Regions from separate parts of the Homo sapiens genome. Here region 2 is linked to region 1. A link is a loop called in an ENCODE intact Hi-C map of the cell type or tissue named here. Cell type or tissue: heart right ventricle. All regions are shown on one strand. Each heading gives the region's core, and the rest is flanking DNA. Links, peaks and the distances in the headings are about the cores only. Region 1 holds the start of LOC100287792 (a long non-coding RNA gene). Region 2 overlaps CTNNBL1 (catenin beta like 1).

Region 1 (15,882 bases), core at 7,007-12,006:
GTGGCATAAATGAAAACAATATATAAGAAAAAGAAAAGCTGGTCAGGCTCAGTGCCTCACACCTGTAAGCACCTGGGAGGCCGAGGCAGTGGATCACCTGAGGCCAGGAGTTCAAGACCAGCCTGGCCAACATGGTGAAACCCCATCTCTACTAAAAATACAAAAATTAGCTGGGTGTGGTGGCGGGTGCCTATAGTCCCAGCTACTCAGGAGGCTGAGGCAGGAGAATCGCTTGAACCCGGGAGGCAGAGGTTGCAGCGAGCTGACATTGAGCCACTGCACTCCAGTCTGGATGACAGAGTGAGACACTATATCAAAAAAGAAAAAAAGGCTGGGCACGGTGGCTCAAGCTTGTAATCCCAGCACTTTGGGAGGCCGAGACGGGTGGAACACCTGAGGTCAGGAGTTCGAGACCAGCCTGGCCAACATGGCGAAACCCCATCTCTACTAAACATACAAAAATTAGCCGGGCGTGGTGGCATGCGCCTGTACTCAGGACGCTGAGGTGAGAGAATTGCTTGAACCTGGGAGGCAGAAGTTGCAGTGAGCCAAGATCACACCACTGCACTCCAGCCTGGGTGAAAGAGCGAAACTTCCTCTAAAACAAAACAAAACAAACACCCAAATAACTTGAGTCTTTACTCCAAAGAGCAGAGGGAAGCCATCAGCGGGCTTTAAGTCAAAGACTGTGTCTAATAGAAGAGATGCTGCCAGCGCCTCGTCGCCCACACCCCCGACCCTCACAATTAAGTGTGCACTGGGCAGACTTCCAATTGCCAGCACTGCGTCTTTTTTTTTTTTTTTTTTTTTTTTTTTTATTTTAAGACAGAGTCTTACTCTGTCACCCAGGCTGGAGTGTAGTGGCGCAATCTCGGCTCACTGCAACCTCTGCCTCCCTGGTTCAGGTGATTCTCCTGCCTTAGCCTCCCAAGGAGCTGGGATTACAGGCACCCACCACCACTCCCAGCTGATTTTTGTATTTTTAATAGAGACGGGGTTTCACCATGTTGGTCAGGCTGGTCTTGAACTCCTGACCTCAGGTGATCCACCTGCTTTGGCCTCCCAAAGTGTTGGGATTACAGGCGTGAGCCACTGTGCCCAGCCCACTGTGTCTCTTTACCTAAAGACTTTCTTTAACAACTCTGGAGCACACTCTTCCCGCCTGTGAAGCAGGTCAGAGGTGCCTGAGAATGAACACCCCTGCCCCCATAGGACCTAGTAGATAAATACCCTGCTCCCCAACTCCGCAGGCAGGAGAACTCCGAGGTGTTATTCATGGGCTCCCAGAGGTCTGGTGGAATCAAGCCCCCGTTATCCACAGTGTAACCTGCTCGATAACCCTTTTCCTGGCTGCCTACCCCTCCCTGTCTTCCTTTCCCACTCCCCTACTTCCAAGTGTTTCCTGGGATGGCCATGCAAATAAATTCTGTACATCCAATTCCTTATCTCAGGCTTTTAGGTGAACTCAAATAAGAGAGTCTGTAAGAAGAAGAATGAGTTTGCTGGCGCAGTGGCTCAAGCCTGTAATCCCAGCACTTTGGGAGGCCAAGGCGGGCACATCACCTGAGGTCAAGAGTTGAAGACCAGCCTGGCCAATATGGTGAAACCCTTTATCTCTACTAAATATACAAAAATTAGCTGGGTGTGGTGGCGCACGCTGTAATCCCAGCTACTTGGGAGGCTGAGGCAAGAGAACCACTTGAACCTGGGAGGCGGAGGTTGCAGTGAGCTGAGATCACGCCATTGCACTCCAGCCTGGGCATCAAGAGTCTGTCTCAAAAAAAAAAAAGAAGGAGGAGTTTGAGAGCAGCAGGGGAGGATGGGGTAGAATAACTGTCGAGGCAGGAAATGCTTGGGGACTTGGACTGAGTAACGTTGGACATAGAGGAAACGGCAGGTGAAATCAGTAGGACCAAGGGATGTAGCGGATGTGCAGGGAAAGGAAGAGGATGATGCGACAGCTGCCTCCTGGGCTTTTGTCCTCCCTAGAAGAGAGGGGAAGAAGAAGGGTCAATAATACATATGTTAATTTTTTTGTGCGTGTCACAGAACAGCTTGTAACCACCAGATTTTCTGGAACTCTCTTCTGTCTTCTCGCCCTGCCTTGACTCATCAGACTCTAGAACAACGTAGCTGCCATCATCTGGGGAAGCCTGCATTTTCTCCTGCAGGGCAGGATCCAATAACAGTGTTCTCATCCAATAAAGGAGGCTGGCGCACAGGGACAAAATATTGAATTAAAAACAATACCAGAGTCGCTGAGCTTGCGCCACCCCTGAACTGCCTGTGCATGCCTTTGCTCTGCAAATTGGTAATGGGAGCCCCAGGGAAATACTGTTCAGGAGAGGGGGTGGAAGACAGGTACACAGAGCAGGGAAGCAAAGTCAACTCTTAGCCACAGTTGGCTGAGCCAATGCCAGGGAGTACAGCATGAATTCAGCAACCAGAAATCCAACCCTGAGCTCTGGGCCCTGGCCTTGGTGCTGGCTCCGTGAATCTGCCTTCCAGAGGCAGGAGGATGCAACGGTTACACACACAGCTCTGAGCTCAGGCCTGAGATGCAGCCTGCTTCCACCACACTGGTTGACTCTGTGACCTTGACTAACTCCTTAGACACTCGAATCTTAATTAATTAATTAATTAATTATTTTATTATTTTATTTTTTTGAGATGGAGTCTCACTCTGTCACCCAGGCTGGAGTGCAGTGGCCTGATCTCAGCTCACTGCAAACTCTGCCTCCCAGGTTCAAGCAATTATCTGCCTCAGCCTCCCAAGTAGCTGGGATTACAGGTGCCTGCCACCATACCCGCCTAATTTTTTGTATTTATAGTAGAGGTGGGGTTTCACCATCTTGGCCATGCTGGCCTTGAACTCCTGAACTTGTGATCCACTTGCCTTGGCCTCCCAAAGTGCTGGGATTACAGGTGTGAGCCACCACGCCTGGCCTCAAATCTCAATTTTTTGTGGTTGTTCCACATGCTAGTGCTACTCTCAGCACTTATTTAATCCTAACATCCTCTCTATTTCCATTTTACAGATGATGGAGCCAAGGCTCAGAGGAGTTAAGTAACTTGTCTGGGTCACACAGCCAGGTGTAGTCAGATTTCGGACCAAGGCAATGTGACCGATACACATGCCCTCCGCTGTGGTCCAAATGTTTGTGTCCCCTGAAATTCATATGTTGAAACCTTATCCCCAGTGTGATGGTATTAAGAGGTGGGGGCCTTTAGGAGGCTTGACACCCTCTTTATTTCTTCTATCAGCCAGAATACTTTAGGCTGCAAAAATGAAACCACCAATCCAGCTGGTTAACAGTGAGAAAAATGTATCAACTCAAAGATTAAGTTCTGTGGTATGGTGGCTGTAGCAGTCATTCATTCAGAGGTTTAATGATGTCCTTCCTATCTTCCCACTGAGTCATCACCCATGTATTAGTTCCATCATGTAGTCACAAGACGGCTGCCACACTTCCAGGCATCGTGCATGCATGTGACCATGTCCTGCAAAAGAGGAGGGGCTTTCTCTTTCAGAAAACAAACCAAAAAAGCTGGGCACAATTGCTCATGCCTGTAATCCCAGCACTTCGGGAGGCTGAGGTAGGCAGATTGCTTCAGACTAGGATTTTGAGACCAGCCTGGGCAATATGACAAACCCCACCCCCCACAAAAAAAAATACAATAAATTTGCTGGGTGTGGAGGTGCACACCTTTAGTCCCAGCTACTCAGGAGGCTGAGGGGGGAGCATCACCTGCATCCGGGAGTTGAGGCTGCAGTGAACAGTGATTGTGCCTCTGCAGCACTGGGTGACAGAGTGAGATCCTGTTTAAAAAAAAAGAAAACAAACAAACAAAAAGTCTTTTCCAGAAGCCCCTGAGCAAACATTCCTCTTATTTCATTCAGCAGAATTGTTCTCATTCCTGTTTCCAAACCAGCCACTCACAAGGGAATTAGAACCTCATGAATGGCTTGGTAAAGCCCATGGCTCTTTGTAGAAGGATAGATTACCACCTCCCCCAAAATGGTGGCTCTATTAGAAAGGAGAGGCCAAGTGCAGTGGCTCATGCCTGTAATCCCAGCATTCTGAGAGGCTGAGGAGGGCAGATCGCCTGAGGACAAGAGTTCCAGACCAGCCTGGCCACATGGTGAAACCCCATCTCTACTAAAAATGCAAAGATTAGCCAGGTATGGTGGCAGGCGCCTGTAATCCCGGCTACTTGGGAGGCTGAGGCAGGAGAATTACTTGAGCCTAGGAGGCAGAGGTTGCAGTGAGCTGAGATTGCACCATTGCACTCCAGCGTGGGTGACAAGAGCAAAACTGTCACACTGTCACACACAGGAAAAAAAAAATAGAAAGGAGAAAGGGGACAGTGTCTGGTTTTGGGTAAGCAAACAAAAATGTATGCAAATCCTCTCTATTTCTCTTCTCACTCCCAAAACCCTCTCTTCCTAAATTGTTGCCTTATTTTTCTATCATTTAACATTTTACTCCCCCTTTCAGGACCAACTGAAATGTCACCTCTGACAGGCAGCCTTCCCTGACTTCCTCCTGTCGGATTAATTGCTGTCTTCACTGTGCTTCCAGGGAACATGGCACATGCTGCTACTTCTGTGGCTTTTCTTTTTTTTTTTTTTTTTTTTTTTTTTTTTTTTTTTTTTTTTTGAGATAGAGTTTCGCTCTTTTTGCCCAGGCTGGAGTGCAATGGTGTGATCTCGGCTCACTGCAACCTCCGCCTCCCGGGTTCAAGTGATTCTCCTGTCTCAGCCTCCCGAGTAGCTAGGATTACAGGTGTGCACCACCATGCCCGGCTAATTTTGTATTTTTAGTAGAGATGGGGTTTCACCATGTTGGCCAGGCTGGTCTCGAACTTCTGACCTCAGGTGATCTGCCCGCCTTGGCCTCCCAAAGTGCTCAGATTGCAGGCGTGAGCCACCATGCCCAGCCCTGTGGCCTTTTTATCACTTGATTGTGGAGAGAGGTCAGGCTTTAGAGCAACTGGACCCAGGTTCAACTCCCAGGTCTTTCACTTACTTCATGGGGCACTTGGATATGTCATTTCTCCTCTTCAAGCTTCGGTTTCCTCCTCTGTAAAAATGTATGTTCTTTTTAGGGCAGTTTGGAGAATCAAGGTAGACAGTGTGTCTGTGATTATTGTCAAGGGAGAGAGGGAAGCAAGAAGGAAGGAAAGAAATGATCAGACTGTCCCAGAAAAAAGTCAACTCTCAGCAAAAAAAAAAAAAAAAAAAGCAAAAGTCACTCCAAGGTGCTGACCAGACAGCCCCCTCACCCTGAATGAAGTTCCCCTCCCCCGGGTTCTCCCAAGAAAGTCATTTTTCATCCCCAAAGTCATTTGGCTTAGAGACAGGGGAGAGAGGCAGTGGCAGGGTCTGTATTGTGCCTGCCCTGCCACCATCCATCACCCAGCCGACAGAAACTCACCTCCCACAAATAAAGTTATGACAAGCGTCCCCAACCCATTCTTTCAGCCGTCGCCTCCCTGTTTCCATCATCTTTGACATTATAAGCCATCAGCCAAGCTGTTTGTCATGCCTCTGACAGGGCCTTGGCGATGTGGGCAGGAGGGCTGTGCTGAGGTATGGCTGGACTCCAGGGTGCATGTCCTACCCTCGCCCGACATTGGTGATCTTGAACTATGTCACAGGTGCTTTCAAAAAGGGTTTCTCCCCTGTGGGGCAGGAGTCCAGAGGTGGAGCAGAACTGGAAGGGAATATTTGTTCATTGATTCATTCAGCAAACATTAGTGAACACCCGTACTGTGCCTGAACCTGTGCAAGGCACAGCTGCAGCCACAAAGAGGGGCCAAACACAGTCTTTGCCCTTGCAGAGTGCCCAGTCCAGTGGGGAAGTAGAGAGCAAGCCATGTCAACAGACAGTGCCAGCACGTCTGTGGCACGGGCAGTCCAGGAAACTGGGAGCACAGAGAAGGGTAGAAAATCAGGGAAGGCTTCTTGGAGGAGGTGCCATTTGAGCTGAGAGCCACAGGACAAGGAGGAGGCAGTAAGAGCAATTCTTTGAAAATGTCTCCTTTCTTCTCTGCAGATATGTCCACTTACAAGCACCAAAGGGCAAAGTTGAGAAACTGTTTGGGAAAGAGAAGAGCATCATGTTCCAGGCAATGGAACAGCATACACTAAGCCTCTGGACTTGTTTCCCAGGGCTGCAGTCACAAATTACCACAAACTTGGGGGCCTAAGACAACAGTCGTGTATTCTCTCACAGTTCTACAGGCCAGAAGTCTAAAATCAAGAGATCAGCAGGGTTGGTTTTCTGGAGGCCCTGAGGGAGAATCAGTTTCATGCCTCTTTCCCAGCTTCCAGCGGCTGTGGGCAAGCCTAGGTGTTCCCTGGCTTGCAGATACATCTCTCCTGTCTCAGCCTCTGCTCCCTATATTCACATGGCCTTTCTCTGTGTCTGTGTCTCAACTCTCTCTCCTTTCTCTGATAAGAACACCCGTCATTGGATTGCGAGCTCATCCTAAATCCAGGATGATTTCAACTTGAGATTCTCGACTTAATCACATCATTAAAGACCCCATTTCCAAATAAGATCACATTCACAAGTACCTGGGATTAGGACTCTGACCATTCTCTCTCTCTCTCTCTCTCTCTCTCTCTCTCTCTCTCTCTCTCACAGGGTCTCACTCTGTCGCCCAGGCTGGAGTGCAGTGGCGCAATCTTGGCTTATGAGAGCCCAATCTGTGATAGATGCCAAATGCTTAACCCAGCACTTGGCATGCAGGATGAAGTGGTGAAAGTTTACTGAGTGAAAATTGGCTCCTTGAGTGAGGAAAGGAAAAAAGGAAAGAGGGGCAGGTGAGGGAAGTTGGTGTGAGGACTGGCAGGCGCTAAGCAACTGTTGTCATGAAAAGGGCCTGCAGGCTGGCACAGCAGCTCCAGTCTCAGAGGGGAGAGGAAGGTCTCTCAGGGGGCATCCTCTCCACCTCCACACACCTGCAGCCCCCTGCTTGCCAAGCAACTGTATCTGTTCTGCGTGAGGCTTCATCCGCCGCGGTAGACCTGAAGATGGGCTGATTTTAGTTTTCCACCAGGTTGGTTCCCAACCCACGGTGCTTGCCTGGGGTCCTGAGGCCAGGTGGCCCCTGGAGAGGCAGCAGAGACAGCTCAAGTCCTGAAGCAGAGGCTCTCTCCACTGTTTGTAGAATCTCAGAGTTCTAGAATCTTGGAAGTGAGAATCAGCATTCCAGGACCAGCCATGAACACAAAACTGCGAACAACTCTAGAGTCTTGGATCGAGGGAGTCTCTTGTTTAAAGGATCTCAGTGTTTTCAGGCTAGAAAGGGCCAGGCAGCCTCTTCATTTGAGCTTCTGTCTCCCTGAACTCTGACCCTAACTATGTGGCCTGGATGCAATGACCATTTTCGTCTAAACAGGGCGGACAAACCCCCAGGCTGCCAGGTCCCAGGCGTGGAGTCAAGAGCACACAGGAAGAATCCAGGAGGACTTAGGAGGCGAGGTTTCCTGGGCAGAAGAAATGGCAGGAGCACAGGTGTCACAGATGGAAAGAGCAGTGTGTGTGTAGGAATGGGATAAGGAGCAGTAGTTATGGTGGGAGGGACTGTATTAAAGTACGTAAGAGCTTCCAATGAAATAATACACACGTGAAGCACCTGACAGGTGCATTGCAGATACTCAATAAATGCTACTTCCCTTCCCCTTCTCTTCTGCTCACAAATCTCTATTTCCTGCATTTCTGCGTTACCCACATTTATACTGAGGAGTTCTGAGAAATGAAAAGATTTTCTGGAAGGGAGACACAGGACCAATTTCCCCCACCCAGAGACAATCACCTATCACAATGGATAGGGGCTGTGTCCTCAATATAGGCCAAGACTCTCTGCAGGGAGGATGGCTGACTGATTGCAGAGAGAAGCCCAGGAACAGGATATTTGAACTGGGTTTTGAGAGTAGGAGAGGAGTTTCCCCCGCAGAGAAGGTGGTGGTGAGAAGAAAGGAATTCTATGCAGTTTCTGTGACTGTTAAATGAATGAATTGCTAAGATCTCTGGACTTTCTAGTTTATACTTTAGAAATAATTCAAGCAACTACCCAACTTTGCAAATGGAAAAACTGATGGACATGGGCATATACATGCAATTTCACACTTTATCTCCCATTACCAAAATCCCCAAGCTGAGAAAACAAAGAGAATAACAATGTGTCCTGAGCCCTCAAGGTAGACCTTGAGATGGAGAGAAATTTCCAAGAGTTTGGGGACAAAATGAAGAAAAGAAGAGGGTTTTTAATAAAGCTAAATTTATTTCACTTAAAAGACTGTCTTTATTCTGAGGTCATGTTCTTCCTACTCTGGGAGTGTTTTAAATGTCCTTTCATTTATGAAATCATGGAGATAGTAAATGGCCATTCATAGTTGAATTGTTTTTTGTTTTTATTTGGCAAAATAGTTAGCAACCCTATATTAGTTCTCAAAAAAAAATTTTATATTGTATAGTCCCTGAAACCTCACATTTTCAGAACCACTGAGTCACAAGGCATTGGTGGCAGAAGATGTGTATATTCCTTCTCAACAATTTGGGCTGTGCTCAGGGGTCACCTATCAAGAGTGACCCTCCCTGATGGCCCTGCCTAAAGCAGGTCCCCTCCTTTTCCCTATGTTTTCTTTCTATTCCATCTCCCTTGTATTAGTCCACTGTCATGCTGCTAATAAAGACATATTCGAGGCTGGTTGTGATGGCTCATGCCTGTATTCCCAGCACTTTGGGAGGCCGAGGCGGGAGGATCACAAGGTCAGGAGTTCGAGACCACCCTAACCAACATGGCGAAACTCCGTCTCTACTAAAAATACAAAAATTAGTTGGGTATGGTGGCACGTGCCTGTAATGCCAGCTACTCAAGAGGTTGAGGCAGGAGAATTGCTTGAACCCAGGAGGCAGAGGTTGCAGTGAGCCGAGATCGCACCATTGCACTCCAGCCTGGGCGACAGAGCGAAACTCCTTCTCAAACAAAAACAAAAGTAAAAGACATATTCTAGACTGAGTAATTTATAAAGGAAAGATGTTTAATTGACTCACAGTTCAGCATGGCTGGGGAGGTCTCAGGAAACTTACAATCATGGCAGAAGGGGAAGCAAACATGTCCTTCACATGGTGGCAGGAAGGAGAAAATGAGAGCAAGCAGGGAAATTGCCAGACGTTTATAAAACCATCAGATCTCATGAGATTCACTCATTATGAGAAGAGCATGGGGGAAACCACGCCCGTGATTCAATTACCTCCACCTGGTCCCATCCTTGACAAGTGGGGATTATTACAATTCAAGGTGAGATTTGGGTGGGGACACAGAGCCAAACCATATCACCCCTGTTTCTTTCTTTTAGAACACTTATCACTCTCTGAAGGCATCTTACTAATTTGCACCTACGTTTATTTATTTCTGCCTTCTGAATTTGAATATAAGCAGCGTGTGGTTAGGGGCCATGTTTGTCTTGCTCACACACTCTTCCTGGCACCTAGCACAATTCTTGGCACAGAGTAGGTGCTCGGGAAGTGTTTGTTGAGTGAATAAAGGAAGGAAAGAATGGCCATGGAGCTTGAGGACTCAGGCTGTGTGCAGCAGGGATAGTAGAGTGCAGTAGATGCTGTGAGTGCCACCATGCTACAGCCTTGTGCCCCACCTCTGACCTCAACTGCAGCTGGGCTACACAGCTCCCATGCATGCTGGCAGATTCCCACCTCAAGTGCCTGCCTAGTCTCTCAGCTTTGCAGCCTCAAGGCTGTCTTGGAAGTCCTGGTCCCTGGTTCTGTGACCCATAGGCACAGCTCAGAGGTGTGGAAAGTTAATGACCTACCTCGGGTAATGCTTATCCCTTGGGGGAATAGCAGTTAGAGGATAAATGCCCCAGCCTTCTATCCTCTGGGTGAACAATTCTGAGATGACTTCTGCATAATACTCAGAGGCTATTTGCACAATCAAATCCCAATTATCCACTGCAGCAACCAGCTCCTTCCTTGTCTTGCTCTCTTGGTTCCCTCGCTTCTACTTCCTATGAGCATCTCCCAGATAAAATATGTACCCAAGCATGTACTCAAGTCTTTGTTTTAGTCTCTGCTTTTCAGGGAACCCAACCTAAGACAGGCTGCGCCAGTTCCTTGCATCTCTAAAATTCCCTTTCACTCATTCTCCTCTCCGAATCCCACAATCCACCCATCCTGCTGTTCCCATTTGACTTCTAGAGAAATGCCCCCTCCCACAGCCCTCTGAACTTCTCTGGCAGACAGGCTGGCAGGCCTTCATTGTCTTCCAACACAGCCCCAGTTCTGGGAACTTGTCTGGGCACTTGAGGGTCCAGGTGCTTTGGAGGCAGGAAGGGAGGGAAGGGGCCTCTCTAAATGAGTCTGTAATGATTAAACCATCTGCTGTCCCCTGCGCTCCTCTCTGCCTTTTGATCTTGGGCTGAGACATGGCCCCCAATCCATTATCTTCTCTTTTATCTCTTGGCCTCCCACTCTGCAGCCACCTCAGCAGAAACACTGATATGGGCTGAAACAGGAAAATCCAATGTGGATGCTGAATTTTACAGTCTACAAAGAAGCTTACAGGCTTAGCATTATTTAGAAAGCATTTTCTTATTTACACATCATTTCTTTAGTATTATTATTATTGATGTTGTTTCTTTTCTTTCTTTCTTTTTTTTTTTTTTTTTTTGAGATGGAGTCTTGCTGTGTCACCCAGGCTAGAGTGCAGTGGCGTGGTCTCGGCCCACTGCAACCTCTACCTCCCGGGTTCAAGCGATTCTTCTACCTCAGCCTTCCTGAGACTACAGGTGCATGCCATCACGCCTGGCTAATTTTTGTATTTTTAGTAGAGATGGGGTGTCACTATATTGGCCAGGCTGGTCTCGAACTCCTGACCCCGTGATCCGCCCACCTCAGCCTCCCAAAGTGCTGGGATTATAGGCGTGAGCCACTGCGCCTGGCCTAATGTTGTTTCATACAAACATTTGTTAACCCCAGGGAGCAATTCATTCCCTTATGCCTCTTCTCTTTTGCTAAATGAGAGTAGAATCTGGCTAGACAAGCCATGTAATCAAAAGACATTCATTCATTCATTAACCTTTGGGCAGCTTCTCTGTATCCAAGCCCTGGGGATACAAGGCAGGGCCCTTCCCAACAGGAAGCTTGTCGCCTGGTAGGGAAGTGTATGGGTCAGTGTCTAACCAGGAAACACTTGAGTATTTACAAAAGAGGAACTTTAATCCAGGGAATGGAAGGTGGCAGAAGGTCTGAGAAGACAACTGGACATGGCAAAGCAGCCCAAAGACGAGTAATAGCAAGAGGCTGCCACCACCCCAGCCCAGGAGGAGGGTCACTTGGTGGAATATGGGACCACGGTGGAGCTCCAGGAGAGCTAGAGACATGGAGGAGACACAGCCACTGCTGGAGATGCTGCCCAAGATGGAGAGGAGAAATACCTGGACTTCTCCCTTCCTTCTGCCCTGTAGCCCCCCACCGGCGCCTCCCATTGGCCAAACCCAGCCCCCTGGAATACAGAGCAGAGGGGCAGAAGGGTAAGAACCAGGGATAGGTGGGTAAGCAGATGATACTACATGAGAAGGCTGAGGACTGGGTAGGAGCACAGTGCTGGAGAACACAAGGAAAGAATTGTGGCTTTGCCAAGAGATGTCAGAATACTGGACAATCAAGTCATTTGGCGCTGGGCTTTGAAGGATGAGTAGGAGTTTGCTGAGCATCAAGGTAGAAGGGTGTAGTCCAAGTAGTAGGGGTAACATACACAAAGTGTATCAACTGAGGATGCTTTGGCTGTAACAGAAAATCCCCACTGCCAGGTCTATACCTTTGCTGGTTCCTCTTCGTAGGATGCTCCGCCCCCTCACTCTGGCCCAAATTCTTCTTCTTGCCCCAAATGCCACCCCTTCAGTCACCTGTTCCTAAACCTCAGAGCTGGAAGCCACGGTTCCAATGTACCCTCACAGCCTTGGCATTTGCTGATGTGCCAGTGAGGGCCTTCCTGACTCACTTTTTCTATCAGCCGGGAGCTCCAATCTGAGGGAGCTGTGCTTTCTGCACCTCTCTGCTCCCTGTCAGAGCCTAGCACTGGGGCAGGCACCTGGTAAGGGCTAATGAATGCATGCTGAATCCATAACCAAATACATTAGTAAGTGAATCAATAGATAAATACATTCATGCTATTCCCTCTGCCTGGACTCACCACATCTGCCGTAACAGTACCCCTTTTCATTAAGTTCATGTATCAGCTTCCATGCTAAATTGCACGAGGGACCTTACTGAATCTTCCCTAGCAATCCAATAGGCGGCTGCCATTATTATTTTCATTTTACGGAGGAGGAAACTGAGGCTCAGAAAAGTTAAACAACTTGCTAAGGTCATCCAATGCTTAAAAGGATAAGCAGGATGGAGGCTTGACCTTACTAGCTGTGTGAACTTGGGAAAGGCATTTCAAGACTTTGAATCTCAGAGTCTCAAGACTCAGAAGAGCTCCCTCCAAGCCCAGCCTCCTCTGGGTCTACCTAGGCCTCCCACAGTTAACTTGTCTGTGCTCCACCACCATCAGAAATAACAGTAATAATAATAGCATCTTATGTGAACTGGGTGTTTATCGTGGGTCAGGGACTGAGCTCAACACTTTACACCGACATCCTCTGCATCCTCTTTACATGGAAAACACTGAGTCCCCACGGCAATCCTACAAGATGAATGTTCTTAGCTTCATTTTGCAGATAAGGAAACAGAGGCTTGAGAATCAGGAGTCAATAGTAGAATCAATCAGTCAAGAAGTTAACAAATACTGTTGAGCATCTCTGTGCTGGGCATTGCTAGATGCTAGGAACACGTGACCAGGACAGCCATGGGACCTACTCCCACGGAACTGACTATTGGGAGAAACAGACCCTGAACAACTAATTAGAAACCATTGTGTGAACACCCACAGTGGGCAAGGTGCTATGACCAAGCCCATCCTGGTTGTAACAGAAGGTGTGTGTAATAGGAGAAGCTAACCTTGTCTGGGGACCAGGAAAGGCTTCTTGGAGGAGGTGACAGTTAAGCGGGGGTTCGAGGATGAGCAGGTGTTATTTAGACCCCATGTCACAAACTCTCACCTCCACAGGGCCTGTGATCAAAAGTCTGTCCACACTGCATGTCCAGGTTGGGCCAATACCCCAGCATCTCCTGAACACCCTAACTCTGGCTGGCCATGCTCTTGGCTGGGACGGTGCAACTGGCCCACTGCTGGGCCTTGCGATAACTCCAAGGCTACTGTTGATGAGAGATTCCTGCCGGGGCCAGAGCATCTGGAACACATTCAGCCCCTCACGAGCCAGTTCCTTCAGGAGCTGCCCGGCGGGCACGGAGCCTTGTCCTCTAAGCCCTGCTGGCTGCCTGGAGCGTTGGCACACGGTCAGGAAGAGGCGGCTGGGAGGGGAGGACGAAGAGAATTCGATTTTCATTTTGCTCTTGGTTCCCTGTTTCCAGTCCAGATGCCTCCAGATCTAATTCCGAATAAATAATTGTACTGAGTAACCCGGGTCCCTTGGTGATTAAGTAAACACGCTGAGGCGGGTGGAAATTGAATTAGTGCGGTGTGCTCAGCCGTTATTACCCGCCCCTTCTCATGAATATTAATGAGGGGTTATTAAGAAATGTAAATGCTGCCTCAGGGGGTTGGGAGATGGGGAGGGGGTCAGGGTTAGAGGACAGACCGTTCAGAAGTCAGCGTGATTGAAGGCATTTTAAAAATTATGTCAGATCTTTCTCTTCTGCACCGTGGCAATGTTTCCGGATGCTTCATTTTTATTAAAACGAGGGTAAGGGAACAAATTTTAATTCGAGGATAAAATTAGCATTTTCCAAGCAGCCTTGTCAGCGGCAAGGACATATTTTGCCAGAAAATGGACATTTGGGGCGGGGCGGTGCGAGGTTGGGGGAGCCTGCGCTGATGGACGATTAGTTCCCTCGGTTCATCTCCAGGCAAGGGAGTAAACAAATTAATCTCTGAGCAGAGAGCAGCCTGGAAGATGATGGAAGCCTGTAGGATCCAGAAGTGTCTTTGCTAGGAAGCCAGGGGGTGTCACCAAGAGCTAAGATGGCCTTACTGCTGCTCAGAGAGGTTAAGCACTTGTCTGAGGTCACACAGAGGTGGGTGCTCCGGCTGGGTTTTGTGGGCAAGGTGAACGTAGAGAATGAGGCTACTTCTCCCAGGCGAGCTCTAGACAGAGATGCAGCCTCTGCTTCCCCATCTCTCTCACTTGACCTTTAGGCTCCCTGGATAGCTCACCTCTCTGGCTCCAGCTTCTGCCCTCACAGCCCCTTCCCAATCTCTGCTGCCAGGCTCACTTCCCCACTTTCACCACAGCTTGTTTCTGCTCCACCGCAGGCTTTAGTGACTCACTATTGCCCCTAGGCTGAAGATCAGACTCCCTCTGACATTCAAGTCCCCCCAGGATCTGACCACACCTCCTTTTCCTGTGTAAGCTCCTGCCACTCCTTGCAGCTGCAACCAGATGTACCAAGGAAGGATGAGAAGAAAGTGAGAAGAAGGGGAATAAAAGAAGGTGAGAAGACAGGGAAAAAGGAGGAAGGAAGAAAAGGAGGGAGAAAGGTAGGGAGAAAGGAAGAGGAAACAAATGTTAAGTACCAAAATATCCCAGATTTGCTCAATATTTTATATTGTAATGATGTGGTGATGTGATAATGATGATAATGACAATTGCTGCCATCCACTGAGTGCTCAGCCTGTGTTAGCCACTGGCTCAGCGCTCTTTCATCCTCCTGCACTGTCCCTAGAAAGTAGATGTTATCTCCACTTTACAGAGGAGGAAACTGAGAGTCCTGTAGGTAAAATGATTTGCTCCAGGTCCTACACATTATAAATTATAAATGATAGAACCAGCCTGTTGGACATCAAAACCTGATTTTTTTTTTTTTTTTTTTGAGATGGAGTCTTGCCCTGTCACCCAGGCTGGAGTGCAGTGGTTCAATGTCAGCTCACTGCAACCTCCACCTCCCAGGTTCAAGCAATTCTCCTGCCTCGGCCTCCCAAATAGCTGGGACTACAGGTGTGAGCCACCATGCCCAGCTAAATTTTGTATTTTTAGTAGAGAGGGGTTTCGCCATGTTGGCCAGGTTGGCCTTGAACTCATGATCTCAGGTGATCCGCCTGCCTTGGCCTCCCAAAGTGCTGGGACTATAGGCGTGAGCCACTGCTCCGGGCCCAAAACCTGAATTCTTCACTACTGCTCCTCCCACCTCATGTGGGCAGTTATTATTATCCCTATTTTACAGATGAAGACAAAGAGGCTGGAAGAAATAAGCAGCAGCAAGAGGAATCAAAATTCTCTAAACTCGCCTTATTCCATCTTTATAAGCACCTCTTCCAGAGAATACAGGGAAAATTCACTGAACAACCTCATCCCTGCTTCCTGCAGTGGATGATGTCAGACACCCCAGGAGAAACTCACAGGATCTCGGAGACCCAGCCCCCGGTAGTGTCCACCAGATGAAGCCTGCAGGTTGCCACCGCTGGTTCCCATAGGCCTCCTCACCCTAGGCCATGAGCCCCAGGCCTGTCAAATGAAGCTCAGATGTGGGACCCAGGGACTTAGCCCCCTATGCTCCGGACAGGAAAGAGTGAATATGATCAAACTCATGCATTTTAATGACTTCTTCAGCACGCCTCGCTCCACCCGCTCTCAGTCTCAGGAATAAAGGCTGACAGGTGCAGCTGAGTTAATCAGGGTGGATAATAGAGGGAAAGACAGGAATCACTGGCCAAATTGCAGCAGAGAAAAATGGGGCAAAATCAGCCAGGTGCGATGGCTCACACCTGTAATCCCAGCACTTTGGGAGG
Region 2 (15,882 bases), core at 3,912-8,911, 64 kb before region 1:
CAACTCACAGACTCTTAAATTCTGTTTCAGTGTATGATATAAGGCAAAGATCTAACTTTATTTTCTGTGAATGTTTGACCAACCGCTTCAATACCATGTATGTTTGCCTGTATGTTTAAGTCATTCTTCTCAACTCACAGACTTTCCCCCCAAAAAGTAAGCCTATATAGTATATAGTTCTATATTCATTTTGCTGTTGTTGTTAATATAGGCTAAATAATTCCCCTTATCATTATTCTACTACAATAGGAGAAGCCAATACCTGACAAACTGCTATGGGTCCTTCTCCTTCTCCATGGCAAAATCCCTCACTCACCACAGCACTCTTCCCTGCTGAGCCAAGATGGCTGGCCTCAGAATCCTTCTCAACACAGTGTTCCAAGAAGAGACTATGAATCAATCACAGGCTGGGTGTGGCCGATTAAGCTTATCTACAATCCCTGTTCTAAGTCATAGATTAATGGCCACACAATATTCCCTTGAGTAGACGTACTGTGATTTAATTAACCAATCCCCCTTTGTCAGGCATTCAGATAATTTCCATTTCTTTTCCCTTTAACAAATGACACTAAGATGTATGCATTCCTAATTACTGTGTTAGGATAAATTCCCAGGAAGGAAAGGGACAAGTCAAAGAGTACACATGACTTAAATAGATTTTGATATATTTTGCCAGAAAAGTACCAATAGTGCATGAAGTGCCTATTTCCCCTTACCCTCTTCACAAACAGTATCTCCTCCAATTTGAGATAGAAAAGACAACTCATTTTGTATTTTGCATTTCTGATAGTAAGATGGTTAACATTCTTCTAATGTTTACTGTTTGTATTTCTTCTTTGCCCATTCTTATTAGGATGCTCACTTTGTTTATAGATTTATAAACACCGTATATTAAGGAAATTAATCTCTATCCTACACTGCAAAAAAAATAATCAGAGAAAAGTGTTTGCCCTTTAATTTGTACATTGTGCTTTTTGACATAAAGGTTTTTTTTTCCTTTTGACATAAAGGTTTTAAAAAGTTCAAGTAGCAAAATCTTTGCCTTTATGAACTCTATTTTACATGTATCCTGAGCAAGATATTTTCTGTGCTAAAAGAAGATATATTTTATGATGTATTTTTATGTTTATATATTTAAATATTTAATCTATCTGAAATTTATTTTAATGTATTGATATAGGGCACAAATCTAACTTTATTTTCTGCAAATGTTTGGCCAAGTGCTCCAATACTATAATCTATCTTTCCCCAGAGATTTAAAGAAATGTCATCTATCATACACTAAATTTTAATGTGTACTTTATTCTGTTTCTGGGTTTTTCACTCCATTTCATTGATTCGTCTGTAAATTCCTGAGTCAGGACCACACTTCCACATTGTTATAGCTTTATAGTATGTTTTATGTGTGTTACTGCAAACAACTCCCTTGTTGTTTTTATTTTTCAGTGTTTCCTTGCCTGTTCTCACTTATTATTCCAAGTAAATTTCATAACTATTTTAGCAAGATTTTCCCCCAATACCTTTTTTTTAAAAGGCTTCCTTCTCTGCTTGCAAATAGATTATTTTTTTAGATCACTTGAAGTGTGGAAGCTAAATCAGAATCATGACTCAGTAAGGCTGGTGCAGAAGGATTCAAATATTCCATGGGCCAGGAGATCTACATAATCCTTGAACCCAAAGGCCTCAACAAACCTCTAAGGCTTATTTGCCTTATGTGAGTGAGTGTATACAAGATTTCTGGAGAACAACCTGACAAAAGGTTTTTCCAGTTCACTTGGAAGAACTGGCAAGGGAGACTGGGCACTAAACAGTAAAAAAAAAAAAAAAAATTGTGCTGAGTGCAGTATAAGATCTGGTGATTTGGGTGATCGACAGCGAACGTGGTGGCTCATGCCTGTAATCCCAGCACTTTGGGAGGCCAAGGTGGGCGGGTCACTTGAGGTCGGGAGTTTGAGACCTGCCTGGCCAACAGAGTGAAACCCCGTCTCTACTAAAAACACAAAAATTAACTAGGTGTGGTGGCGCACACTTGTAATCCCAGCTACTCGAGAAGCTGAGGCAGGAGAATTGCTTGAACCTGGGAGGTGGAGGTTGCAGTGAGCTAAGATCGTGCCACTGCACTCCAGCCTCGGCAATGCAGTGAGACTCTGTCTCAAAAAATAAATAAATAAAGTAATTGAACGATTGTTAGTCACCTGGAGGGGTCTGTCCTTAGGCCTGTTTAGATCAAGTATTTTATTATTTTTTTTTAATCAATAACATGAGCAAAGATAGATAAAGGGCAAAATGAAAAAATGTTATATGACACAAAGCTTAAAGAGACAGTAAGCACAGCAGCTGACAGAATCAATTCAAAAGTTCCTGACAGGCAATAATGATGTGCCAAATCTAACCAAAGGAAAAATACCTGGGATCCACACAGAAAACTGCAATGAACCAAAAAGTCAAGTACAAATGTAAAGGCTGGGAGAGATACAGTTTCATAAGGGCACATGTGTTTCTTTCTGAACTTGATGGCTTTATTGAACCATAACTGTAATACAAATCAGAACATGAGCCAGTTCTGCCAGAGACAATTTCTTATTCATCTCTGGACATCCAGCACCTGACGCAGGCCTTGGTCCAACACAGAAACTTGGGAGATGCCTGTAAATGGGGGCACAGATGAAAACAGCTGCCACAAGTGCTACGGTGGTTTTAGGGTACTTAAAAGAGGACAATACAGAGTTATGCTGATTCAATGACCCTAAAACTTTGTGACATCTGTTCAAGGAACCATCTTTTAGGAGGGATGTGGAAACCAATTCAGGGAAACAACCAAGATTCTAAGGAGTCTAGATACATCTCATATAAGAATTTGTTGAAATGCTTTCTCATTCTGAGTTGAAATTTTAAGAGTCAAAGCTGCCAAATGATGGAATAGCTTTCTTTGGAAAGTTAGATCCTTCTCACTGGGATAGTTAATAAAGGATGACATTAAAAAAAAAAATACCAAGAGTTAGATGGTAGAATAGACTGTGCTTCTCAGTTCCTTCCAACTTTGAAATTCTTCTTCCAAATATGGTCTTAACCCAGTGCTTTTAAGTTTAGGAAGTCAGAAAATTATCAAAATAAAACAAACAAGCAGAGAATAAAACTGCAAGCAGGGAAATATTACAAAAATATACTGGGTCCAGTGTTATGTGAGTAACAAGATACCGTGAGAAATGCTGGACTTGGGAATGAGACTGACCTGGGTCATACTCCCAGCCATGCTATTTACTAGAGGTGTGGCCATGAACAGTGAATTGACAAATATTTACTAGGCACATACTAGGTGCCAGTCACTGTGTTAGGCACTGAGGATATAACAGATAAAATAATCCCAGTTTCTGGCCTCCATTAAATATAAATAATCTATTACAAACCATTAATTATAAGCATGCCTGGTACTACCAAGAGAAGTGTCACTGGAACACAGAGCGTGGTGTCCCAACCTGATCAAGGAAGACACAGAATATTAACTAACTTATTGCTAGACCCTGATTTCCTTATCTTCCTATAGTGAGGATTAAAAGAGATAATATATATACAGTGCCTAATAATAGCTGGCACATACAAGTACTCAATGAATCTATGTACCCTCAAGTTTGTTATAACAGTCGTCTTCTGTTTTGCCTGACCAAGCACAGCCTACTCATGAGCCTACTCATTTAAAGCACACACTACTATTTGCAGAGAACTGTCTTTAGGAATTAGGCATACCTTCAGCAATAGATGACTCACAGCTGGGGGAAAGGATAAAGTTAGAGGTGACGGGAAAGCAATAGAGCAACATATTAAAACAGTAACCCAGGCTGAGATGGGGTCATCGATTCCATCTAATATGACAGAGAATATTTTCCTAGGCTGCCCATGTGCATTTGCTTCAGACCAGCAGGATATTCTCCTTCAACCACAAGGGTGAATATCAGCAAATGACCAGCAAAGTTCAAAAACACTGGGAAAGCCACAGAAATTGGTAAGTCCTAAATGCAATCACTGCTGGGGGAACATGATGCTCCCTCCATCCAAGTAAATCAGCAGTTCTCAAAGTGTAGTCCTAGGACCCCAGGATGGGGTAGCGGGGTGGCTGGAGATCCTTTCAGGGAATTATAAGATCAAAACTATTTTATAATAAATCTAAGACACCATTTGCCTTTTTCACTCTCATTCTTTCAGGAGTGTACAATGGAGTTTTCTGAAGGGCTCCATGACATGATGACATCACTGCCCTGATGGCTAATGAAATGTGTGCTTGTCTATTCTTGTATTTGCCAGAATTTTCTAAGCACTTTGGGATATTCAATAATTTAAGAGTACAAGGAGATCCTGAGACCAAAAAGGTTGAAAATCAGTAAACTAAGTAATTCTGTCCCTGCAAAAATGAAGAGAAGAACTATTAAAGGACTTTCTAGGGAAACAGCACACTCTAGTCAATGTGGTGTTTAGGAGAAAGATCAGGCAGTGCAAATTGGAGGGTGCATAAGGAGAACTGTCAACTGAATCTCAAATGCAGTCAAATGAAGAGAGGCATTTTTGGGTATGCGATCAAAATGACAATTGGATATATGGGAAAATAAATTTGAATGTTTCTGATCTCAACCGGAAAGTTTCATCCGAATACACTCTAGCAATTTTCATCTTAATTTCACCTCGCTGATCTAGAGAATTACGAAAGACACTGCACCAGTGAGAATTCAAGAACTCAAGGTTAAAACACAATGTAGTTTCCTAACTGCTTTTCGACATGAAAAAAAAAAGTTCTTTATGCACAATTTCAATTTTCATATGCTCAGATTTTAAAACTAAAATAGTATATACATTTTGTCTGAATGGAAAACACTACCGATTTTTTTAAATAAAATCACATTGTCTTAAACCCAGTTAATGAACTGTAACACTAAGGTACCTAAGATGTAGATGGTGAACATAACCTGCAGAAACTCTGCTCCAAATTGAGAGACGTGTATCTACCAAGCGGGCGAAGGAAATACTGGTGTTCAAAGAAGTAAACTGAATTTCTTAAATTTCCAGTATCATTACCCGCAGCATAGCTTCCTCATAATGTATCCTTAGGTTCAAGCAATGGGGATGTAATAAAGACGACAGGGACTACATGAGCTCTCTCATGTTTACTGAACACCTACAGCAAGGCAAGTACTGTGGTAGGCACTAGAGACAAACAAGACACCGTCCATCTCCTAAAAGGAACAGAGTCTAATGCAGGAACCACTGAGTACAGAAATAACAACAAAACAAATGGCAAAGATGTTAAAGACTGATCACATGCATTGTGGGCAAGAACACAAGAAAAGAGATGCTGCTGCTGGGGGGAGAATTTAAAAATACAGTGAGAAAATTGGCAGTAGCTATCATTAAAATGTACATACCCTTCAATCTGGGAATTCAAAATTTAGGTATCTATCCTATGGAAATATATGCACACAAAGACACATGTACAAGTAGGTTCACTATAGCATTTTTCATAAAAGCCGATTTTAAAATAATCAAATGTCCATTAATAGAAAATAATTAAATAAGTCATGGTATTTCCAAACCATGAAATACTATGCACCAATTAAAAAAACACAAGGTAGATATGCATGTACCACCTGGACAGATCTGTTAGATGACCCAAAAAATCAAGGTGCAGAATATGCACAGTATGATTTAAGTAGAAACAAATACATTTGCATAATTAACTGTTCACAAGGTTCCTCTAGGCAGAGGAATGGAAAGGGATCAGAGTAGTGAAGGAAAACTTTCATTTTTCACTCTACTCATGTACCACTGGTATTTTCAGAATGACAATCTATTCATGCATTACTTGTGTAATTACACACACACACACACACACACACACACACACACACACAGTGCTCCTGTATGGTGGAGATCAGTACAAAACCTGATAGGACTCTAATGCTGGATAAGCTGGGCCCTGATCTATTAATAGCTACTCCTACTATCAAAGAGGGCTGTGGCCCTAGGCCCAGTAACCACATTCTCCCCACTCTGCCTTCTCATCCACAGCACAGGGACAACATAGTTGACCACGCTGGCCTCTCTAGGTTGCCATGAAGACTCTGTGCCCGCTGACACCTCTGTGCCTTTGTTCATGCTCCTCATATTGCCTGGCATGCCTTCCTGTGTTCTTTTCCGCCTAATAAAAATGAATCTTCAAGGCCCAGCTCAACTACTATCTTTTCTGTGACACCCTCAATAGCCCCCAACTTGGTATTTACTGTTTCTTCTCCTATTATATCTCTTTTAAAGTGTCTGTTTCCTTCTACCTTGCCTTTATAGTCAGTCTCCCTAGTAACCTAAAAACTTGAGTGCAAAGCCTGTACTACTCAATTGTTAATTGCCTGGGGGCCTTGGGCATATTAAGATTCATTAAAATTGTATGTCCTGGGAGGGACAAAGATAGGGAAAGAAAGAGAGGTTTAGAACATTAAAATCGTATAAATGTGAAAGTCCCCTTGGTTAGGATTCAAGACTGACTGAAAGATGCCAGATTCCTCACATAGCACTTCATAGTGCACCAAGGTGCCAGTGTAGTAAAACTCACGTTAACTATCATCTCATGGGCACCTACTATGTGCCAGGTACTAAGCTAAACACTTACATTATTCTCCTTTAATCTTCATACAACCCTGTGAGGAAGGCATTATTTCCTTATACAGATGAGACACCCAAGGCTAAGAAAGGGGAAGTAACTTATTCAAAGGGATGTGTGTATCACACCAATATCTGTCTAACTTCAGAGCCTCTGAAATGATCTCCACAGTAAAGCTATCACTAACGGCAGGCACGATCAGTCTTCTTTGGGCACTGAAAAGAATAATGCAGGAGAGTTAATATGTTAACTGCGGGGCTGATCTTGAAAAGGGCTAGCTTACAAGGCTGGCCCTAGGCTGGCAGCCAGGAATTTGGCTTTTGAAATGTTCCCTAAGTGATAAGGTTGCTGCTTTGTCAGCCCGGGGCACTGAACAGCTGCTTTCCTTCCAGGAGCCTACAATTTTGGTTGTTATTGTTATTACAGGCAGAGAATGCCTACATGACCAGTCCTCCATAAAAACCCTGAACTCAGAGTCTGAAATGGGCTTCCCTGGACAGCATCACTGCACACATGTTGATGCATTTCATTGCTGAAGAAAGAAGCATGTTTGTATAATCCCACCCACTGGGAAGGAGAAAACATAGGAAGCCTGTATCTGAATTTCTCCAGATGCCACCTGATGTGTCTTTTTCTCTTGCTGATCCTGTTGTGTGCCCTGTGTAATAAACCACAGCCCTGAGTATCACTGACTTTGAGTCCTGGGAGTCCTTCTAGTGAATTCCCAAACATGGGGGTCATCCTGGGATTCCTGGCCCAAATCACAAAAGCCAAAACAAACCAAAATCAAAACAAAATTAGCCAACGAAACGCCACAGAGGAGACATGGTATCAGTGGAACAGAACCTTACTTCTCTGGATTGTCTGGAAACTTAATCCGCAATTCTTGGTTTTTATATGATCTCTTTTCAAATGTGAGGATCATTTTCTTCACTGAGCTTTCATCCAATGGCTCCTCCTGGTACAAAGAGACAAATGCAAAAACTTCAGTCCACAGGGGTTTCACATTCATTGTCACTACTTTCCTGTGGCTCTTATACCCCACCTCACTCTGCCATTGACCTTTCTGGGTTCAATGTACAGTACACTTTTTTTGTTTTGTTTTGTTTTTTGAGATGGAGTCTTGCTCTGTCGCCCAGGCTGGAGTACAGTGGTATGATCTCAGCTCACTGCAATCTCTGCCTCTCAGGTTCAAGCGATTCTCCTGCCTCAGCTTACCGAGTAGCTGGGACTACAGGCACATGCCCCCATGCCCGGCTAATTTTTTTGTATTTTTAGTAGAGACAGGGTTTCTTCGTGTTAGCCAGGATGGTCTCGATCTCCTGACCTCGTGATCTGCCCACCTTGGCCTCCCAAAGTGCTGGGATTACAGGTGTGAGCCACTGTGCCCGGCCACAGTACACACTTTATCTCTCTAATTACAATGAGGAGTAAGGGCCTGTAATCACATGCTTCTTTTCGGGTATATCACATTGGGTGTCTCACACAATGCCCACTATCTGTAACACAGAAAATTCGGTTTGAGGTGTTAAAGACTGGGCACTTCAGCACTTCAGGAGTCCAAGGTGGGCAGATCACTTGAGGTCAGGAGTTCAAGACCAGCCTGGCCAACATGGCAAAACCCCATCTCTACTAAAAATACAGGCACATGCCTGTAGTCCCAGCTACTCGGGAGGTTGAGGCATGAGAATCACTTGAACCTGGGAAGCAGAGGTTGCAGTGAGCCGAGACTGTGCCGCTGCACTCCGGCCTGGGTGAGAGAGGGAGACTCTGTCTCAAAAAAAAAAGAAAAGTTGTTAAAGACTCACTCATTCAACAAATATTTCTTGAGCACACTGTATGGCAGAGAGTAAGCAACAATATTAGATAATATTATTATACATTTACCTTGTCATCCTTTGCTATACATGTAAGATAAGACTGACAGGTTTAAAAGAATTGTTTAAGGTCAAACTCTGAGTCAGTGACAGTGACCCTTAATCTTTTCCTACAGCAGAAGTTGGCAAACTGCAGCCCATGAGCCAAATCCAACCTACTGCCTGTTTTTCCACAGTGCGTAAACTAAGAACGGTTGTTAATTAGCTATAGTCACTGCTTAGCATTTCTTATATATTACTTTGCCTGGTACTTACTAGATGCTGAGAAGGAATTCAGACAGGTACTTTGAACCCTGAAGTAGCATCAAGAATTTAGTAACCTTGCCTAGAGAATGCAAAAAAAAGCTAGTAGACTGTACAGAATTTTCTGGCTTCATACATTGGAATAATACCTATGAAAGCAAATAAAATGAATATTTGAAAACTAAATCATTTTTTCTCCAAAAAATCTACACTGAAATTTCACACGTTTTATCTTCAGTTTCCTTCCAGTTTAAATTAATGTGCTGCAATGCACCCTGCTTCTCTTCATACTATCCCAACTCAAAGCTTCACAGCTTTGTAGTCATTGACCATAACTCACACCTAAAAGCAATAAAGAAACTGCTATTAAGAGAACCTGAAATAGATCCTTTTGGAAAGCACTGAATCATCCCATAATTTTATAAGTACTCAAAAATGTTAGCTATTATTCTATTATTAAATTTCTATTTCCACATATGGGGTTTTAAGTGGGAGCTACCCATAAATTCATTTTCAGCATGACACATTTATTAGATTATACCAATGACTCCTAGATCCCAAGGTTCTCTATTGAACCCCTACCTCCTCCCCAGGGTCTACAGCTTAAAGACAGGTTCCCTGACACAGTAAAAACAAGTCAGAGTCCTGGCTCAGTCAAGACTCAGAGCCTAGCTTCACTACTTACTAGCCATGGGACAATGTTACTTTGCTGAATATATTTCTCAAAGCTTCATCAAGTCCAGCTAATTCTATCTCCTAAGTCTTTCCTGAACTCATCCACTACACACTTAGAATAAAATCCCAAATCCCTCACATGATCTACGTAAGGATCTGGCAGGATCTGCCCAGATAATCTCTCCAACCCCAAACCAGTGCAAAGACTCCCATTGCTAGCCCATGTCTACTTGTTCTCTGGCATAAGTAGACTCTCCAGTGTCTGGCACACAGCAGGTACTCAGTGAAGATCTGAGGAATGGAGGAAGGGAGGAGGGGAGGGGAGGGGAAGGAAGGGGATGAATGAAATTGTTACCTGTTATCTCTCAAGGTCATAGAGATGACCTAAAGAAAGGATGTACATAAAACTACTTTGTAAACTACATGAATGCAAGCTGTTATGGTTATTATCAGCAACAGGCACAATGTACCCAACATACCACTAGAATTTAACTAAAATAATCAAAACATTTCTAGGAAAGGGTTAAATCACTTTCAAGTAAGCTCAATATCTGCTACTTTTTCTTTTCTTAGCTAACATCTTGCCCCACTCTGGAGAAAAACCACATTAGTGTTAACACAGCTCTCATGGGATTTCCGAAGTCCTAGCCTCTCCGGGGTTTGGCCTTCCCTCCTTTAATTTCTCTCCAACACTGGGGGAAAACTGAATTATCAGTCTTAGTCATCAGCCACAGCAGTATCTCCAATAGCTCAACGTCAGAAACCAGAGGGAGATTTCAGAAAGATGAATGCTGATGATGTAGCACAAAAAGGACAATAATATTTTACAAGTTCACGTGACTTTACAGGGGCAAACATCACTTGTTTTTCATCAAATGGGACTTCAGTGGCAGTGAGAAAATAACTCCTGGACTTGTAGCCTTCCATGTGTCATTTTTACAAAGCGATCTCTTTTTCCCTGTCCCTTAACAGACGGGTTGGTCCCACATTACATTTCTGTCTCCCAGGCTAGAAACCACTTACCCATGACAGCTACTATCCTAATCCTCCAGTACCAGCCTTGCCCTACATGGGAATTATACCTGCCAATTAACTGCTGCTGCAGGGCTAACAGATTGAGCAGAAGCTGGTGAGGAGGGAAGGGAGGGAGGATGTGCTACACACACTGTTTGTCTAAGCCCTGGCAAGGCTGCTGCCCTCAGAGAGGAAATTAAAAAATTCAGGACTGTCTCCCACCACGTATTTCTAAAGTGCCATCATCTTTTAGCGGGAGACCCCCAAATTAGCACTAGTACAAATCCTAATAAAGACAGAGCTATTGTCACAACACAGTAAAGACCTTTTTGGAATATGAATCCATTTTTTCTTCTTCTCAGATTCACAGCCAACCTCATTTTGTAATCCAAACTTAGCATCGTGTCTTTGAGAGAACCAAAAAACAGCTGGCTCTTAAGACTCTTATTTCCATAATTCATATTGAACAAAATGCCAGAGTGAAATAACACACAAGTTAACACTTAAAGATTTAAAAAGACACAGAGGTAAGGTCATTTTGTTTTTAATCACTGATATTTTACCTCTACTCTTCCCAGCTTCATTCATTTATTCATTCAATAAATATTTATTAAGGGCCTACCAAGAGCTAGGTATTGCTCTGGGTGCCAAAGATAGAGCTGTGAACAGAACAGAGCCAGTCTCTGTTTTCATGGGAGGCTGAGAGGAGGACAGCAATGAGCAAAATAAACAACTAGAATTTCAAATCATGATACGTGCTATGCAGACAATATACAAAATACAGTAATGAGGAAATGAGAGAATGGCTTGCAGGGCTACATAGGAAAGACTTCTTGGAGGAGGAAACATCTGAACTGAGACCTGAATGTGAAGAAACCAGTCATACAAAGCATTAAGGGAGACGAGCATTCCAACAGAGGACACAGAAGTCCAAAGGTCCAGAGGCAGGAATGAGTGGAAAGGCCCCAACGCATCTTGAGGAACAGCAAAGGGAAAGGCCCGAGGAATCTCCTTCCCTAAGCTGTACTTTTGCAGTCACACCTAAATACCTAATACTGTGGAACCCATTAAACTTCTCCACTTTTGTTGCTTTGCTAATACCATTTTCTCTGCCCAAAAAGCCCTTCCTTCCACTTGGTGAAATTTGACCCCTCTTTCAAAGATAATAATGCAAGTGCCTTCTATGTGTCCTCAGTAAGATCCAGGAAGCCTGCCCTGACCCTCCCCTACAGTACATAATATGGAACAATTTTAAAACTCTGTCACATTCTTTACATCTCATAAGATGCTTTCCCAACTGCACTAGCCCACTTAACCTTCACATTAACGCGATGAAATATGAATTCTTAACCCCATTTTACAGATGAAGATGGGAAGCTCAGACAAGCTTAGTATTTGGCCCAAAATTACGTTTTACAGGGCCAGCCATCTCAGCTCCCACCCAGCGCTGCCACGTTACCTCTTCCTCTTCCTCTTCCCCATCTCTGTCAATAATCTGCAGCAGCCTTTTTTTGTCATCATCCGCTTCCTCCACCACAGTCATTTCTTCTTCCCGATAGCGGCCGCGTTCTCGAGTACCAGTTTGTTTCCGACGCATCTTCTGCTCCTCCTCTTCATCATCCCGGGGACGTTTTGTGCCCCTATTGGGCTGAGAGAAAAGAAACATAAGATTTTAGAGCTGGATACAACATAGAAGCCAGGCGTGGTGGCTCATGCCTATAATCCCAGCACTTTGGGAGGCCAAGGCAGGCAGATCTCTTGAGCCCAGGAGTTTGAGACCAGCCTGAGGCAACATGGTAAAACCCTGACTCTACAAAAAATACAAAAAAAGACTTTGCAAGGCATAGACAGCAAATATCCTAAAAGCTTTCAAGAATTCTCTGACTCAAAAGCATCCAGCATACAACTTCTCCCACCACATGGGGTAAAGCTCTATGTGGTCATTTTTCAGATCCTTAATGATTCTATAAATATACCATGAAAGTCAGTGGGAATTTTTTTATACGCAGTTTTGCCATTTCACAAAAGTTCCTATGTATACGGAAATAGCAACAAAGCTATCTTAAGATGGGGACACTGGGTTAGGCTCACATACTAGTCAAGATATAACTCCCAATGCCAGCGTCTTAGCACCTGGTTTTAATTCACATCTACGTAAGATTACAAAGCCTTTTTTACAGTTACTCACAAATAGTACAAACATAAAATATTACATATGTAACTTCTGAATGTCTACTGTACTCCCAATTCTATTTTACAGAAGAGTTGAGTAAGGCCCAGAGCCTGGGCAAAGGACCTAAATAGACACTTCTCAAAAGAAGATGTACAAATGGCCAGAAGATATATGAAAAAAATGCTTACCATCACTAATCATCAGGGAAATGCAAAGAAAAATCACAATGAGTTATCATGTCACACCTATCAGAATGGCTATCATGAAAAAGACAGAAGATAAAGTGTTGTTGAGGGTGTAGAGAAAAGAGAACCCTGTGCACTGTTGATGGAAACACAAATTAATACAGCCATGATGGAAAACAGATGGAGGTTCCTCAAAAAATTAAAAATAGAATTATCATATGATCCAGCAATCCCACTTTTGGGTATGTAACCAACAGAATTGAATTCAGTATGCTGAGAAGATATCTGCCCTGTTCATTGTAGCATTATTCACAATAGCTAAGATATGGAAGCAACCTATGTGTCCGTCACTAGATGAATGGATAAAAAAAATGTATACATACACAATAGAATTCTACTCAGCCCTAAAAAGTGGGGAAATTCTGTCATTTGAGACAACCTGGATAAACCTGGAAGACATTAAGCAAAGTGAAATAAGCCAGGCACAGAAAGACAAATACCTCGTAATCTCACTTGTATGTGGAATCTAAAAAAGCTGAACTCATAGAAGTAGAGAGTAGAATGATCGTCACCAGAGGCTGGGGAGGAAGGGAGACGGAGGGAAATGTTGACTAAAGAGTATAAGTTTCAGTAAGGCCGGGTGCGGTGGCTCACACCTGTAATCCCAGCACTTTGGGAGGCTGAGGCGGGCAGATCACCTGAGGTCAGGAGTTCAAGACCAGCCTGATCAACATGGAGAAACCCCATCTCTGCTAAAAATACAAAATTAGCCAGGCGTGGTGGTGCATGCCTGTAATCCCAGCTACTTGGGAGGCTGAGGCAGGAGAATCGCTTGAACCCGGGAGGCAGAGGTTGCGGTGAGCCGAGATCGTGCCATTGCACTCCAGCCTGGGCAACAAGAGTGAAACTCCGTCTCAAAAAAAAAAAAAAGTTTCAGTTAAACAGGAAGATAAGCTTTAGTGATCTATTGCACTGAATGCTGAATATAATAAATAATAATGAACTGTACATTTAAAAATTGATAAAACGATTTTAAATATTTTCACTACAGAAAAAGTATTAAAGGTGATAGATTTGTTAATTAGCCTGATGTAATCATTCCAGACTGTAAACATATATCAAAATATCACCTTGTACCCTATAAATATATACAATTATTTGCTAATTAAAAATAAAAGTTTTTTAAATCAAATATAATAATAATAATAAAGGCCCAGAAGCCAAGTATTACATAAGATCACAAAACCACTCGTGCACCACTGAAAATAGAACTGGCACTTCCAGACTCCTAGTCCAAGGACCTTTCTACCATACTCTGTTAGGACCTCATGTTGCCTTTTGTTGTTGTTTACTTTTTAGAGATGAGGTTTCACTATGTTGCCTAGGCTGGACCTGAACTTCTGGGCTCCAGCAATCCTCCTGCCTCAGCCCTCTGAATAGCTGAGACTACAGGTGTGTGCCACTGCAGCCAGCTCATTTTGCCTTTTACAATGCAATCCATGAAGAAGGTCTTACTGTTGTTTTCCATTAAATTAGAATAAAACAGAGCAGTAGTGAAAGGGGCTTCAGAGCTGAAGAGACACAGCACTGCCCAGACACCAAACAGCCCAGTGTCTCCATTCAGCTCAACTTACTCCTGGTTCAACTTTGGGCCCATCACCTACCTCTCTAAACCTTAGTTTCCTCATCTGTAAATGGACATTATAATTCTTTTCTCTGTGAACTTCAAGTGAAAGAACTCTAAACCATAATGGTACTAAACAAATACATAAAATCATCACTGTGAGGTAATCCACATGATTCTGTCTTCTCCAACAAAACATTTGTGTTAGATTCTTCAATGAGATTTCTTTATCTGATATAGTAATCACACCCACCAGCGATATGCTTGGTGCAATGTGGTATGTTACTACCAAACAAAAGAAAATGCCACTTTCACTGCCAGCCTGCTAAGTTGTTTGGTAATAAGAGAAAATTTTCTATTATACATGTTACACATCTCCCCTTTTGACTTGTATTGAACAGTACTCTGCCAGTGGTAGAAAGTCATTCCCCTCTTTATTCATGTTTCCTGCTTGCTCCACATACCAGGTGCTTTAGTAAGTCTGAGCATATGACATTGTTTAGAAAACTCACACTCGACAATTTAGTTTGTAGGGTACCACCTGCTATTTTTCACTCTCTTCCTAGTCTCCCTGAGCTAGATGATAATTTCGTATGAACACACTTTATTTTCCATAAGGACAAAAATTACAAAAATGTACTATCATCATTACTGCTCTACCCTAAAAAAGAAAAATAAAAAGGAAAGCAACATGCCAGTAACCACAGACAGGCTACAATAAAAAAGGAGGTGGTGGTTTTCATGTAAGAAGAGGAAGGGAAGGTAGATTCATCCTAAAGGAGGGCAGGCTTCCAACTGGAAATCTGTAGCTCCTCAGCAGGTAAGGAACTTCAGCCCTCTGGGAACACTAATTCTTTCAAGCTCATAAAATAAGCCCTGCTGCGATTCTGATTAGCGTGAGCCTGCTGCAGCAGCCAAGTTAAGGCATGAGCTCCATAGTTCTCCACGGAAAGGAGATTTCTAGATTGTTTATCTCCGAGGGGAGAAAGAAAAGGCAGTGGGCCACAATTAAAAGGAGAAAGCTAAATATTGCCACAGTTAAGAAATGCAAAATAGAAAAAAAAAAACACTAGCTATGTCTCTTTTGAACACATCTTCCAATCCTCTTCTTTAAAACAAACATTTCAGAAGTCAGGGGAGGAGTTTCATTTATTAAATTCCCATTAAAATAGCACTTTCCTTCTGCAGAACTTCAATCTTCACCACATCTCTGGCAATGAGAAGTAGTCAACAGCTCTATTTCATAAACAGGGAGACAGGATACCTAAGATCTTTTAATAAACTCATGCAAAGACAACCTGGTCCCTTCTCAAAGTTGAATCTGATCTCTGGAAAACTGCTAATCTACCAAGATTCCAGGACCCTAACTGAGACAGGGCATCTGAGGAAATTTCAGGCAAAAACATCCACCTATAAATATGTCATATAAGACCCTGGTTAAGTTAAAACAA

The links. Peaks named below come from ENCODE experiments on the same cell type or tissue, not always from the same donor. Only the 100,000 strongest peaks of a DNase experiment are listed, where the experiment ranks them.
Region 2: a loop joins it to region 1, with 4 times the contacts of the local background. A loop is called at or near these places in 1 of 110 quality-filtered maps.

The regions. Positions count from the first base shown.
Region 1 is chr20:37,668,175-37,684,056 of GRCh38, reverse strand. It overlaps LOC100287792 (a long non-coding RNA gene), which reads right to left and starts at 7,147. Exons shown (of 4, transcript NR_040021.1): 1 at 6,971-7,147; 2 at 5,439-6,099; 3 at 5,031-5,141; 4 at 823-1,985. In heart right ventricle, for the core only: no CTCF peak of the experiment used is centred there; no DNase peak of the experiment used is centred there; H3K27me3 peaks cover 377 bases.
Region 2 is chr20:37,729,094-37,744,975 of GRCh38, reverse strand. It overlaps CTNNBL1 (catenin beta like 1), which reads right to left. Exons shown (of 16, transcript NM_030877.5): 2 at 11,909-12,097; 3 at 7,492-7,598. Among named protein-coding and RNA genes, the nearest start is that of CTNNBL1, 43 kb to the right of the region's middle. In heart right ventricle, for the core only: no CTCF peak of the experiment used is centred there; DNase peaks (open chromatin) are centred at 5,985 and 6,975; H3K27ac peaks cover 3,244 bases.